Regions from separate parts of the Homo sapiens genome. Here region 2 is linked to region 1. A link is an interaction called in ENCODE POLR2A ChIA-PET data of the cell type or tissue named here. Cell type or tissue: endothelial cell of umbilical vein. All regions are shown on one strand. Links, peaks and the distances in the headings refer to the core of each region. The heading gives the core; the rest is flanking DNA.

The links. ChIA-PET counts read pairs that join two places held together with the same protein. Peaks named below come from ENCODE experiments on the same cell type or tissue, not always from the same donor. Only the 100,000 strongest peaks of a DNase experiment are listed, where the experiment ranks them.
Region 2: POLR2A ChIA-PET joins it to region 1 with 5 read pairs; 1 of 35 experiments calls an interaction of 5 or more read pairs at or near these places.

Annotation. Positions count from the first base shown.
Region 1 is chr12:91,535,370-91,543,402 of GRCh38, reverse strand. The region is part of intron 1 of LOC105369896 (a long non-coding RNA gene); the gene reads left to right. Among named protein-coding and RNA genes, the nearest start is that of LINC02823, 210 kb to the right of the region's middle. In endothelial cell of umbilical vein, for the core only: no CTCF peak of the experiment used is centred there; a DNase peak (open chromatin) is centred at 4,792.
Region 2 is chr12:92,621,345-92,629,377 of GRCh38, reverse strand. LOC105369905 (a long non-coding RNA gene) reads right to left here. Exons shown (of 3, transcript XR_945211.3): 2 at 1-59. All of the region lies in intron 1 of LOC124902983 (a long non-coding RNA gene), which reads left to right. Among named protein-coding and RNA genes, the nearest start is that of PLEKHG7, 78 kb to the left of the region's middle. In endothelial cell of umbilical vein, for the core only: no CTCF peak of the experiment used is centred there; a DNase peak (open chromatin) is centred at 4,937.

The DNA.
Region 1 (8,033 bases), core at 3,456-5,955:
CTTGGACTGGTGAGGTTCCCTTGGCTTCCTGTGGCTCTGGGGTGGGCTGTTGTCCTGCCTTGTTTTTCTCATTCTCCATGGGTCAAGTTATTTCCTTAATTAGTCCCAACGCAAGTACCTGGATGTTTTGGTTGAAGGTGCCGTATTTACTCACTCCTTTCATCCCCCTCCCTGAAAGTGAAAAACAATGGTTGTATGGGTACTCGAAATACAGTTTCTACTGAATGCATATTGCTTTTGCAGCAATGTAAAGTAAAAAACTTGTAAGTTGAACCATGGTAAATTGATGACCATCTATATTCAGTCAGTAGTAGATATTATAATGCCTGGACTAAGAACGAGGTACCTGCAATCTCAAGCTATTGAGCAGTTTTCTAGGAGTCCAAGGAGGTTGGAAAGAGGTTGGAAAGAACTCAATTTCTGATGCAAAGGAGAAAATGTTTTTAAATCCAAGAAAGTATTTGTAAACATTTGTCTGCTGCTTTGTAAATGCTTTGTAAATGCTTAACAATTTGCAAAGTGAAAATCTTTGCATTAACATCTCTCTACAGACACACCCTACAAAATGTAAGAGGATAAGTAATGAATATTATTTATTTTAGTTTCATTTCTGAAGCAACATTTTAGGCAAATGAGGATTTTCATTTTGATATCAGATTCTTATAATACAGTAACTAAAATGAATTTGGAAATAGGTGGATGGATTCAAAATATTCACGTAGAAAATACCTGATGTGCTGAAAGGACTAAAATACCTCACTAATTGTCAAAATTTAAAAAAAAATTAAAAATATAGATGGCAGAATAATTTTTATTAAATAAAATTTGAAATTTACGTAGTGGCATTTCTTACTTGTCTGTAAATTGTTTTATTTTTTAAAATGAATCTTATGGTGCTGGGAATGATGGGCTTTTTCATCTTTATTAACACAACAGCACTTATATTGCCTTATTTTTCAAATTTATTATTTTGAACTGCTGATTATATCTGGCTATTTACTCTCTTCAAGCACATTTAGCATTGAGTCAAGATGGTGTCATTTTACATGCAAGCTCCAACACCATTTGAGGCCCTTTGACCCTTCTTCAAATAGCTAATTCCCTGGGGCACAGAGGTGGTGGCAGAGATGGCAGCAAATGACAAGATGCTGAAAATTCTACTGCCTTCATTAGCTACTTGGCTGTCAAGGTCTTTATTTCTCTGCAAGGCTGACTGAAGCCAGTATGATTCACACACTTTATAAGAAAACAATTAAAAAAAATTGATTCCTGAAGGGCCTTGTGGCTACATATCTATGAATATTTTTATGATTTCGATTTTTACTCCTTTCACAATAAAAACCAAAACTAAAATTTTACTTTAGTATTTAATAGCCATGTAAATATCGATATTATTCAGTAATGGTTTATAGTAAATGGTAAATTTAGTATTGCCTTAACAAAGAAACAAAATAGTTTTTTCTTTTTCTCATAGGGGAAATTCTCAGTAGTTTTTGTCCAAATTATGCGTTGTTCCCTGTGGGATGCAGAATTCTGAAATGAGTTATAAAGACCCTTGCTCTTGCATAATCTCTCTTCAAGTATGGGTGGAATCTGTGATTATTGAGAGATATTACTGTCATGATTATTTTTCATTCTATGGCAAAGGCATTTTGCATATGTAAGTAGATTTAATTAAGTTCCCAAATCAGTTGACCTTAAAATAGGGAGATCATGCAAGTGGATCTGACCTCATCATGCTGGCCTTCCAAATCTGATTCTAGAGGGACAGAGATGGAGAAAGTCAGAAGAGCACAGGATTCAAGGTGCTGTTGCTGGCCTGAAGATGAAGGGGGCCAGATGCCAAATAATGAAGGTGGGATCCTCTAGTTGCTGAAAGTGGTCTTTGGCTGACCAGCAGGAAAAGACAGACAGTCTTGCAAAAGGAAGGAATTGAATTCTTCTAATGACAAGAATGAACTTGACGGCAGAATTTCCCTCAGAGCCTCTAGAAAAGATATTAGCCGTGTTACATCATTACTTAGCTTTACAATAGCCTGAAAAGAGAACCAGCAATGGTATGCCATGCTTTTTACCCAATGAGCTGTGAGCTAATAAACAGGTGGTGTTTGAAGCTGCTCAATGTGTGATGCTTTGGTACATAGCAATAGAAACTAATGCTCCTCTTTTCCCCTAAGAAAGCTTAAACTAATCTGTACTAAATATTCCAAATGAACTTCTTATTTTGGATTTTAAAAATTATCTTTTTCTCAGTTATTGTTAATTTTAAGGAGTACTTTTTTTTGTTTTAATACCAGTGTTAAATGTTTTAATTTTTAGCTAATGGTGGAAACATCTCTGAATCTTCATATACTATTTTATTTTGTATATTCAAAAAGGGTTTGAAGTGTTCATTGATAGAGATAAAGGTAAGAAGAGATATGAGCCATTACAATTCACCTCTGTTAAAAAATCCAGATTGGAAAAGTAATAAAACTACATGGCTGTCTTGGACACATCATATTAATGCTAAATTTAATTTAGACAATGAGACTAAAAGCAAACAGGAATGTAATTAAAACCAATTTAGTCAAGAAGAAATCACAAGAAAGATTGCCTGGATTGGAAAAGAAATTTCACGGAAGATGATGCTTTTGAAGATACTATCTATTATCTTCTAAACAGGGGAGTTTCCAGAGAGAGGCTTCAGGGGAAGCATTGGTTAATTTATAATAAAGGTGTTCATATTTATTTGATGTAAGAAGGAATGGTATTCCAAGAAACCAGAGTGCTTTTTTGGTTTTAGATGAGGTGAAATTAAAGAGTAATTCCCTTTTACCACTAAATAGCTGGGACAAGCCTAGGCAACTTGGCAAGCAATAGTATAGGAGATAAGACCTACTTCTGATTTGTTAGTTAATTTTCTCCCAGTGTATGCTTCCATTTTGTAGAAAAAGAAGCAGTAAAAGCATTAGTTTTTACAGCTCAGTTTTAATTTAATTTAGTAAAAGAGCTATGAGGAAAAATAGACATTTTGCCGCTTCTTTCATCTAAGAACTTCTGTTAAATATAGCAATTGACTAATGAAGTCAAAAATTTACTTTCTGCAGATCTTAGCCCTGGAAAACATTGCAGAATCTTGCAAGGCAGCGGAGAGTCAAAAGTGTGCTCCTAATATATAACATGAAGGAGTAGTTCAATGTACTCCACTAATCATCTTGGAGTGTGCGTCAAAGCTTGTTTAAGGAGAGTCTCAATACAAAGGCTATTTTTTGAGAAAGAGTCATTCTAATTTTTAGATCTATTGCTCTGAATACTAATATTGCATTTACTTGGAAACTTATAAGGCTACATTTTATTAAGAAAATTATCACTTAATCTATTTCTCACAGAGAGCAAAAGCCACTGGGATCAAAACTACCAAATATAATGACTGACTAATCTACAGTAATAAGAAAAAAACATGTTGTACATGTTCTGGGTATCATACTAGGATTCATCACAGAGACAATTCAGTATATAACTCGTACAAAGTGCGAATACATTGCGATTACTCTTCACTGAAGGAGTCACACCTGGAGAAGGAGTCAGTTTTTCTCTTATATAACCAGCTTGTATTATTTCCAGATCTAAAACTCAAAAAACTAATTCACTATTTTATTAATTAAATATTCCTTAGATGCCAACTTTATATAGCAATAAACTAAACAAATCTTGTTTTTCTGTGGCTTATATTTTAGTTGGAGAAAAATGCAAGCACAACCTGAGAGACATTATGAATTTGAATCCAGGAAGGAAAGATATATACGTGTTAATTTTTATTAGTTAAAATTTCAGTATAGGATGCGGGAATGAATTTCTAGGGTCCTTGATAAAGAATCTGGATGAAAGTATTGGTAGCTGATGAATTTATCAAAGATTCTTAATTGAATTGTGTGCTTTGGCTAACAAAACCTGGGATTCAATGGTGGTCCACCCTAAATGATGATGAAATTACAGAAATTTCTCTGCTATAATATATTAGATGAAATAAAAGGGCTTTGAGTGATAGAGGCTGGGGTATAATTTTAATGCTTGAATCATCGTGTTCCCACCACTTATGTTCTGTTCAGGAATCCAGGTCACTCATTTCACCATGACCTAGAGACCTACATCAATAAAGGAAGCATCACAATGCGGATGGGAGTTGAAATATCCTGTAATTAGAATAGGGTCCCAAGTACTGTTGAAGAAAAGAGGATTGTGAGGTAGCTAAGACCGTGAAGTAGCATTTAACTGGCTAAGGCAAATTAGTCATGTTTTCTAAAATAGCCAGCAGAGCCTACATGGTAATTAGAGAGATTTGTTGGTGATTAATGGTTATGACATTAATCAGAACATAATCCCATGTATGGGAGCTACATACATAGGCATCCTGCTAAGGTCCTATTTAGCATGTGAAATGGACGGCCACCCTGACTTGAAGAGAGACTTGACTTCACCCATCACTTTAAAAAATTATGACCTTTCCCCATATCTGAGAGCTGACTCTCAAAGTATTAGTGGACATCCTTTATGAAGAACCTTAAAATAACACTGTAAATATGTCTGCGGAGGTGGCCTTCCCTGAGGAAATGTAGAAACACCTGTGACAGCAAGTGAATACTAGGTAAAAGGATCTAGACAGACATCTAGGGGATTATTAGACATTGGCTTCGACTCAAACAATAACTAGAGATCTGTATAAACACCTGGAGCCACTGGTCAGAGGAGATTCTTACGAGTGTTAATTAATGATTTTTAAAAATGATTGTTGTTTCTAGCTTAGATTAATTGACCTTAGGATATGACTCTACTTATGGGCCAGCGAGATAGTAAGCATCAAGTTGCTCGACTTCCTGTTTTAGAGGTAAAAAATGAAGCTCAAGGAAATTAAATGACTTCCTTTAGTGCAAAGCTGGGATAAAAACACAGATCTTCCAAATGCATGCCTGGTTACTAAACCAGGTAATGTCTGGATCCTCTCATCTGAGTAGAGGAATGGGAGTGGAAAAAGAACTGGATGTTGTCCAGCTTCTAAGAAAGAAATGAGAAGGGAAGAATTATATTCCCTTCATTCTTCATTTTGATGTTAAAATTGTATTTTATTTAAATTGAAAAATGATCATACATCTCTGCCTCTTTTGGTGGCGGGGGAAGGGAGTCTGACAGGAAAGACAGAGGATGGCAATCACAATGAATGTCTCAAGACCCTTTCAGGTTGAGAACAATGGGAACCTGGCAGACAGGAGGCTCAAGACTGAGGAACACCATGATAAGGGTCCAAGACATAGAACACCAGCTTTTGTTCCAGGGAGACATGCAGGATTTAGGGCTTCCAGCTGCCCAGTTTACTCTAGAGAGGGAATAGTAGTAGGGCCACAGAAGAGCACATAGAGGAGCAGGGACATGGATGAAGCTAGAAACCATCATTCTCAGCAAACTAACATAAGAACAGAAGACCAAACACCACATGGCCTCACTCATAAGTGGGAGATGAACAATGAGAACACATAGATACAGAGAGGGGAACATCACACACCAGGGCCTGTCAGTGGATTGGGGGCTGGGGAGGGATAGCATTAGAAGAAATAACCTAATGTAGATGAGGGGTTGATGGGTTCAGCAAACCACCATGACACGTGTATACCTATGCAACAAACCTGCATGTTCTGCATATGTATCCCAGAACTTAAAGTATAATTAAAAAAAAAAAAAAAAAAGAAGAAGAATTAACTCTTGTGGATGGGCACAGTGGCTCACACCTGGAATCCCAGCACTTGGGGAGGCCAAGGCAGGCAGATCGCTTTAGGTCAGGAGTTCCAAGATCAGCCTGGTCAACATGGCAAAACCCCATCTCTACCAAAAATACAAAAGTTAGCCAGATGTGGTGGGGGGTGCCTGTAAGCCTAGCTACTCGGGAGGCTGAGGCAGGAGAATCACTTGAACCCGGGAGGTGGAGGTTGCAGTGAGCCGAGATCGTGCCATTGCACTCCAGCCTGGGCAACAAGAGTGAAACTCCATCTCAAAAAAAAAAATTAACCTTGGCTTGCTTAGAGTTGTAAAGTATTATAAAGTGGTTATACATTCTGCTTTCTGGCACAGTCCTGCTTTACCCTTGCATCCTAATTTTGTTAATAAATTATATGGTCAACTATTTAAGAGGCATTGATGGGTATTTGATCATAGGTTCACCAAATGATTATGCAATCCAAGTTTTAATAATAAAATATGTGTTGTTAATTACTTTGGCACATGCCCAGCAGCAATCTACCATCAAATATAAATAATCTAGTTTATGAAAACTAAATCAAGAGCTCCTGAAGACACCTTTGAGTTGAATGAGTGGGTGGTTCACACACCACACACATTGTGTGCCTATGCTAGGCATAATGATGGCTCTTCTTTAACCCATACTTGTGGCTTTGCGGTAAGTTTTTTTGTTTGGTTTTTTTTTTTTGAGAAGTTGGCTAAGGAGAAAAAAAAATGAAACCTAAGTTATAGGTGATTCTTCATGATATAGTGATCACATTTGGAATTAAAATTCTGTGGTGTTATGTTATAGCTCGAAGGTCATAATGAGAGAAGGTTGCACATGTCTAGGCCATTCAAAATGTGCTTCTAGTATAAGAGTATTAGATTACCACATAAATATGCAACAAAAAGTTGATCTTGTAGAGGAGGATTTAAATAACTATATTGATAATTTAGTTGTTTTGCAATTATCAGCCACTTTCCTCTGCAACTGTCATATGATATGCTCAAAGAACTCAAGAACAATATGGCTATGTTGGCAGAGAGATATCCCTTCAACAAGGCCAAATGTGGCATGCCACAGGTAATGCTCCATTTACGTCAATACAAAGCCACTATTGTGGTCTCATTAAAGAGAGTATTCTTAGTGTAAAACATATTTTCTGAAACACCATTAAGCTTGGGAAAAACTACTTATTGTTTTTTCATTAAAATAGACATTTATTTCAAATTTATAGTTACTTTCCTTGTTGATCTTGTTTCCCACCGGTACTTCCATTTAATAAATCTGCATATGGCAGTCCTTGTCCATTTCAACCAAGGAACTTCATTTACCGCAAAACAAAGTAGTCTGATGTCCATGAGACTCATGGGGCTTATCACTTATCTGTGGTTTTATAGAAATGTGGAATAGTCTAGTTAGACTTGTTACAATGCCAACTGAGAAAAAATTATTTATCTGTCTTCTATCAAAGTAGTGGGTGCTTTAAAGAGGGGAGTGTTATCTTACTAAACTAGCAAATAGTAAATGAAGAAAAAAGTTGTATGGTGAAGTAGTTAAGAATTCCAGTTCAGGATGCATCTGTTTCAGATACAGTAATGGAAATAACTAAAAAATAATAATAGTAAGAGCATACATAGAACAATGATGCTCAAGACATTGGACATCATTCTATAAAGAGTAGTGATGTTTTATAGAAGAAAAGAAATAAAGAATTCATTATTATTGATCCAGATTACTAGATGGAGAAATATTCTGGGCCACAGTGTAGAGAAAGGGAATCCAGGCTGAATCTGATGCTTTCCCTGAGTTGAGATGGAGCTGGAAGTCTGAGGAAGCAAAGTTGTCTAGAGCCCTCAGGGCAGAGTGCTAGAGAAAAGAGAGATGCACAGAAAAAGAACTCTAAGGACCTGAAGAAGGTACCCATGAAGGTTTCAATTAAGTACTGATTTGCACACTCATGTGAAAAAGCTAGCTAATACAGAAAAAAAATAACTATCCAAAGGAATTAGAAAGAAGAGTGTCCTAAGTTCCAAAAGGTTGACAATAGTGTCTGTTCCTAACACCCAAAGTAGAAAACCACAATTCATGAGGCATCAATTAGAGCACTAACAAAGGTCTTGGCTCAGTAGTGGGGGAAATTAACCCAAGAATAAACAGTAATATGGTCCATTTAATGAAGCTTAAAATATAAAGACTTGAAAGGATTAAATAATTTGCAAGTAACAACTGCATCCAGTACAAAGCCCAAGAAGATTTAAGCTTTTTTAAAAAAAATTCT
Region 2 (8,033 bases), core at 3,497-5,996, 1.1 Mb before region 1:
GAGACTGTGAGCAGTAGGTCCCTCTTATCCAGGGTTTTGCTTTCCAAGCTTTCAATTACCTGCAATCAACCAGAGTCCTAAAATAAGTGAGTATAGTAGAATAAAATATTTTGAGAGAAGAGAAAGAGACCACATTCACGTAACTTTTGTTAGAGTATATTGCTCTATTTTATTATTAGTTGTTATTGTTAATCTCTTACTGTACCTAATTTGTAAATTAACTTCATCACAGGTATGTATGTACAGAAAAAAAAAACCTAGTATATATAGGGTTCACTACTATTTGTGGTTTTAGACTCCACTGGGGGTCTTGGTACGTATCCCCTGTGAGTAACAGGGGACTACTCTATTTGAAAAACTCTTGTAGATGTATGAGCATGTGTATATTCTAAGGACTCAGAGAGAAGGGAGGCCCAATCTACTATTTTACCAAACAAAAGAGGGAAGAAATAATTGAATTTATTTCTGTTTATTAATAATTTTCTTCCTGAATTTTACTTTTTATATTTTTTAAATTTATTTTTACCTAAAGCAATCAAATCAGGAATGGTTTTGTAACCTCTAATCTTTTCACCTAATATGTAATGTGTATATAGAATTTAAAAGTATAGAGTATGTCACTTAAAAAAAATCCTTACTTTTGCAAATTAATGAGGCATTGCACCAGTGATTCATGCAAGTAAAAACAAAACAGGGAGTTGTGGGATTCATGGTCAAGAGTCAGGAATGATTTAGCCGTTGAATATATATTGGGGTTTCCCAGCTTTGCTACCTTTATACTGAGAAACTGAGCTTCCACTTAGCTGAACCTAATCACTGCTAGAGATTTTTCTTTCTATAAAATTCTCTAAATGCTTATTTGGTCTCTTGTGCCAAATTTCTGAATTAAAAAGCGTAGTAACTTCACTTATAACGTCTATGATTTCTGAGCAAATTATTCTTGTCTTTCTAACTCATTCAATGCAGATTTGTCCATCTGAGAAGGTCATGAGAAATGCGTACCTTCTTTAGAAGTCACCTTAGATATAGTGGTTTCTGTGACAAAGTCTCAGAGAGACAAAGTATATTGCCCAGTGGTTACCAGCACTGTCAACAGGTGGACATGTTTATTTGTACAGTAATTTTCTTTATATATACTTTTTTTCCCCGAAAGAAAGCATTCTGTTAGCACACCAGATCTAAATGTGGATACTCTGTATGTGTCTCATTATGGTTTTGTGGACAAAGGAACTAAAAACAATGGTAGTTTAATAACAAAGTAGCTTTGTTTCCTCTAGCAGTGTCAGAAATGTAGACTCTTTCTCTCAGGGGAAAAAAAAGGTACTAACTGTGTGGTTCTAATGTACTAGCAAAAATGTGTCTAGTGCGGAACGTTTTAACTGGTAAAAATGGAGTAGATTTATACACAGCAATCCAGGGTGCTTAATGCTGTTAAAAATATTTAGATTTAATAGTCCATAGATATTAAGTTAGAAAGGTTTTAATGACCAATATCCATAGAAGAGAGATATTGGCTTGCATAGTAGACTACTCTGTTTTGAACATGAGGCATTTCCCAGGATTTTGCAAATTTCTATCTTTAGGTGTTCTAGATTGGAGTAGTAACCTCAAAGGTGGCCACGGTAGGCAGCCCTCTGTGGCCTGTGAAATTCTCTTGCACAATCCTGCACTGGGACTGGCAAATCAACATTTCTAGCATTTTGACCATAACATAGCTTTTACAATAGTATCTACCTAGTGTCTGTAGCATGAGTAGTGAAGATAAGCATGCCATCTTCCTTTCATTGAATACTTACTCTGTTAGGTATGACTCGAAGTGCTTCAGCCATGTTATCTCATTTAACTCTCTGAGTTGATATGATTATTATTCCCATTTTACAGACAAGAAACTAAGGTCCAGAAAGTTTAAGTGACAGCTGGTATGTGTTGTGGAGCAGATTCTAATCAGAGGGTCTCTGGCTGTGGGGTCTCTTTTCTAAACTGCCACACATATTGTTCCTCAAAGATCTAATTGATAGTTACCTAAGTTACCTAATTATTAGCAGTACAGAAGGATGGCAGCTGGTGTTTCAGCCCTAGCTCTCCAGCCTATTTCCTAGGTGACCTTGGGCATGTTATTTATTCTTTGGCGTTGGTTTCCTTATCAGTCAAATATGGAGAGTTTAACTAGATGGTTTTTAAGATTCCCTTTGTCATCATATTGGGTGAGTCTGTGATTAATATGACTTATTAATTTGGGTGGTCTCGATAATTTGCGAATAGCAGTGGCTGTTGTGATCCCTTTTACAGACCTACATTTTATAAAGGACAAGGACAGTTGTTTCACAATAGCACAGGGTAACGCAGTATAAGAGCAAGCACCGTGCACTAGTCATCTGGTGACTTTCTGGAAGGAGGTCAGAATATCTAGGTAGTACCAGTTCATCTGGGCTGCTATTAATACAACAAAATGCCATAGACTGGGTGGCTATGGCATAAAAGTTTATGTCTCACAGTTCTGGAGGCTGGGAAGTCCAAGATCAAAGTGCTGGCAGATTTGAGGTCTAGTGAGGGCCCATTTCATGATTCATAAACAGCATCTTCTTGCTGAATCCACATGTGGTGGAAGAGGAGAACTCTGGTCTCTTTACAGTCTGATAAAAGCACTAATCCCATTCATGAGGTCTCCACCCTCATGACTTTATCACCTCCCAATACTATCTACCTCCTAATACTATCACACTAGGGATTGGGTTTCAGCATAGGAATTTTGAGGGGACACAAACATTCAGACTATAGCAGGTTTAACCACATCCCAGCTACATAAGCTTTATCAGACTACACGACAGTTCTGAGCTTTGCTTTTTTTCAGCTGAAACTTAACAGAGTGTATCTTATATTCAATGTCTTTGGATTGAAAGAAATAAAGTACAGCATATGAATGCCTTAACATAATTATGAGCAGAATTATTGAAAGACCATTGATAAGCAGCGACCAAGAGAAGAGTACAAAATGGACAACAAACATGTTGGTCACAGAACAAATGATCACTGAAGCACATATTATTTGCCTGTTACTGTGATGGCAGAGGAGTATTCAATAGTACCTCTCTCCTGTGCAGGTTTTAAGATCCTTCTTGATGTCCCCCCTGATTCTACTCTTGTGGCCCTTCCCCATAAAAGAGAGACAGTTGGGTTGTGGTTGAAGACTCTATACACACCTTGGTTGTCTCATTTGCCTTGTCTCATTTGCCACACTACACTGGGGTTGATCTGCTCATGTGTGTGCCTCATCCATTAGAATGTGAGCGACTCAGGGGCTCACATCACTACCTTCTAGTCCTATGCCTGGCACAAAGTCAGTGCTTGATGGATGTTTGTTGGTAGACTGCAAGTCCTTGCAATCTATTTAGACCAATCTACTTAGACATATGACACAATTAGAATACATTTAGATATTAACATCAGCAATTATAACAAAACCAACAACAATAAGAATCATAATAGCTACTGCTTATTGAGAACAAGGCACTCAGCTAACAGAGTCATTGCTTGCACATAAACCACAACTGTACTGTTATACATTTGACCTCCTTCATCATCTTTTCCAGGTTGAATTTAGACCTGTGGACCTGAAATAACGAATTCATTTTTTTTTTTTTAGCCTGGTAGAGTTGCCTCTCGGCTGATAGTTCAATTCTGGCAGCATCCTCCATTTTAATCTTTGTAGCAGTGGTTTATTTAATAATTTGGATTTTTTCATACTTTTGTACTTATTTTATAATATGCATGGAAAGGAAAAAATGAAAGTATAAGAGTACTGATTTTAATAATGAGTAATGTGGTCTCATGCATTTAATTCAATTTAGAAAAAGTTGGAAAGCATCAGGGTGCCAAAAATTGGGACAATTTATCCTTAATTGGACATTCATTGATCTTAAGCCAGTCGACTGTGGTTTAATTGTCAAAGCAAAGAACAAAATTATAGAACATGTGCAAAACTCTAAAAATCAATGGTCAAAGATTATATTTAGAATTGGATGAAATTAGGAATTTTTTTATAGCACACTGAACATGGAGTCCCATTTACTGAATACATAATCGTGATGTTCAAGTTTAACCAATTTGAAAATTTTCAGCAATGCATTATGTAGGAAAATTGAGAACTTCGTATGTTTTGCTTAATTCTCCAAATTCTTCAAAGTAGACGTAGATTTCACCGTTACAGAGAAGTCATATGCTTAGGAAGTGGCAAAGCTGCATTATTAGTTTGTTAGGACTCCTATAACAAAGCACCACAGAGTCAGTGGCTTAAACAACAATTTACTTTTTCATAATTATGGAAGGTAGAAGTTCAAGATCAAAGTGTCATTAAGTTTGGCTTCTTTTAAGGCCTCTCCCCTTGGCTTGCAAATGGTTGCCTTCTCCCTGTGTCTTCAGATGGTCTTTCCTCTGTGTGCCCACATATCTCTTATAATCTCCTTCAATAGGGATACCACCATATTGGATTAGGGCCCACCTATAGGAGCCCATGTTACCTTAATTACCTCTTTAAAGGTTCTATTTCTAAATCCAGTCACATTCTGGGGTCCTAGGGGTTAGGATTCAACTTCTAAAATTTAGGAGAGAGGGACACAATTTAGCCCATAATATTATGACATGATTCAAAGCTAGTGACTGTAAACTCATCTTTTTTTTTTTTTTTCAAGAAGAGAAGAACTTATCTTGAGGAATTAGGACAGAGAGAAGATGGCAAAAAAGAAACTCATAATTGGAGGACCAATATAGGAAAAAGTGATTCAGAATGCCAAAGATAGAAATCAGCCCTGAAAGGTGAATTTTTTTTCCCTAAATCATTATGTTTTACTTTTCTATTGATACAATAAAACAAAACAAAACAACAAAAACTCTTTTGGCTTTAAGCGGCTTGACCCCAGTGTAAAGTTTGAAGAATTAGGTCAGGCACATATTACTGCTCTGAGTAATACAGCAGCTGCCTCACTGCAAAATGACTAAGGTGTTCAGAGAACTTTAATCAACCTAATCAGGTCATCTGTGGGACTTAAAGGGGTCTGGTTACAAATCTTCAAAGCTCTGAACTACTTTCTGCATCCACAGGCTAAAAGGGTTATTAAGTTAGTTGCACAGAGAGATGGAATTAATACTACTTGATTGAGCTAAGGGCATCATATTCTAAAAAGCAATTAAAATAATTCGGACCTTTGAAAAGTAAATCAGTGAATTTTGATGTTACATTTGAATCTGGGAAAAGGCAAATAGTGAATTTAATAAGTATGAATGAGTCTTTTAACTGAAGAATTTTTAGGGGATTTTAGTATATACTTTTCTTTGAAAAGTAATTTAGTGATCATAAAATCCAGATTTTTGCATTCCCTTTTATGTACACAAAGACTTTTGCTTTCTGCGTGTGAAGTACATCACAATTCATAGTTTATACATATATATATATACCAATATATATATATTCATATATAGTAGCCAAAATTTCATTAATAGCCCATTTTCCCAGGCTTTCAGAAATCATTTGCTTTGTTACTTCAATTGACTGCACAGTAAAATGTGAAAGTTGGCAGAGTGACTTCTGGGGAGCAAAAATGTACATTAAGAACTGTTTGAGTACTCAAATAATAGAATTTGAGTTATAAGAAAATCCCTTAGTTGTCAATCAAAGGCAACAGATTAATTTCTAAGGAGCTTAATAAGCCTGAGTTTGAACATGCAAATTAGAAAAGGACTTGACCAAAATAACTACAAAGAAAGCAGTGAGGAGTGGTAGAGAGAAATGACTGCACACACAAAATATGCTTGAGGAATAGCCAGTTTTAAAAGCTTTGATAGGCAGTGAAGGCATTACTTTGCAGTGACTTAGGTTATATCAATGATCCAGAGTCATAAAGAGTTAAATAGCACCTATAGCTTCTATTTAAGAGGGAAGATTACTGTGAAATGCACATGATATCTCTGGAAAACTAAATTCCATGTACTATGCTATTCATTCATTTATTCACTAATTAATAGATGATATATCAAACACCTACTATTTATTATCCAACAAATACTCGTTGAGTGCCTTCTCTTTCAGGCATTGTCTTAGACTCTGGGAATATACCAATGAGCACAACAGATATAAATATCTGCCCTGTACCACCTATGCTTTCATTTTAGTTGGAGGAAACAGACAATAAAATGGTAAATAAGTAAATGTCTTTGTCCACTTTGTGTTCCTATAACAGAATACCACAGACTGGATAATTTATAATAAAATGTATTTGGGTCATGATTTGGTGGGGCTGAGAAATCCAAGATCGAGTTGTATCTGATGAGGGCCTCCTTGCTGTGTCACCCCATGGCAGAAGGGAAAACAGACAGCAAGAGATCAGACTTGCAGTCTCAAGCCCTTTTAGAGTCAGCATTAATCTATTCATGAGGATGGAGCCCTCATGACCTAAACACCTCCCATCAGGTCCCACCTCTCAACACTGTTGCACTGGATATTAAGTTTCCAACAAATGCTTTATGGAGGACACATTCAGACCATAGTGGTAACATATAGAATGTCTACACAGAATAGACAGTGTTACGTGCTATGAAGGAAAATAAGACAGGAAGTAATCTACCCAAATGAGAAACATATTGCATTCAAAATCCTCTTGAGAAGATATAGAAGGGCTTGGCAGTTAGAGCAGCAGACTAGAAAACAGAAATTGGCATTATGACACTAATTTTGCTACCAAATGCATTGGGTAATAAGGTGTTTCATCTTTGTTTACCATAGTTTCCCTACTCTAAAAAGACATTTATGGAATTTAGTTTTGATGGTTAAATTATAAAATTATAGTTTTACAATATAAAAATTACAAAAATCAATTCACTCAAGATGTGTATTGACAGCTATGATATGTACCATACCATATATGTTGATGAATGTCTTTTGTATGCAAATAAGATGGCTGGTGGCTGAGAACTTCTAGATAGCTTTGGAATGAGGGCTGCTTGCTAGAAAGACCAAGGCATGACTAGAGGTTTGAAAGAAAGAGATTTGAGATTGAGATAATCACTAAAAACTGAGTTACTCACCAATGGCCAGTGATTTAGTCAGTCATGTCTACATAAACAGACCACCATAAAACCCCCTAATCTATAAAGTTTAGAGAATTTCAGGGTTGGTTAACACTTGGGGTTCTGGGAGGTACAAAAATGGCATGCAACTCCATGCACCCTTTGTTGAAGGCCGAAAGAATGAGGATCGTGATCAACTCAGTATACCACTGGAAGCTATATGAGTAAACAGCAAACTGTTTCTCATGAAAGCAGGATGTTGGCAAATTGACAAACTGCATCTGCCACCCAGAAGGAATGCTGAGGGCAGTCATGACCCAGGCACAAGTATTTCTTGTAATTAGGCACAGCTGAAGCCTGTTAGCAATAATGTGAACCTGTGATCAATTAAGCAGCTGACCATTCATTACCTCCTGCTCCTTGCTCTTTCTACCCAATAAATATGAAGGGCTATAGAGGCTCAGCCGGCTGCTGCCTTTGCTCACTAGAAGCAGGGAGCCCTCTTCTTCTTCCCCTGGCTGCTTTCTTTAAAATAGTTCCTTTTGTGTTAAGTTTTCATTTCTGTGTTTGTCCTCCTTTGTTCAGTCTCGTAGTGATGGTCTCAAGTAGTAACCGAGGCAGCCTGCCACAAGTGGCGCTGGAACAGGGACAATCAGGGACAAACAGAGACCTGAAGGGACCTGAAGAGGCCTGCAGGGACAAAGGGACAAATAGAGATAAGTAGGGATAAATAGAGACAAACAGAGATAGGTAGGGAAAGATAGAGACTTGCAGGAACTTACAGGAACCAACAGGGACCATAGGGACAGACAGGGGCAGATAAGGATAAAGACTAGCAAAGACTAGCAGAGACTAGCAGAGACTAGCAGAAGCTAGCAGAAACTTGCAGGGACAGACAGGGAAAGATAGGGTCCTATAGGGACTTGAAAGAGGAAGGTCTGCTGGAGTAGAAGAAACTAAAAGCCCAGAAAAAA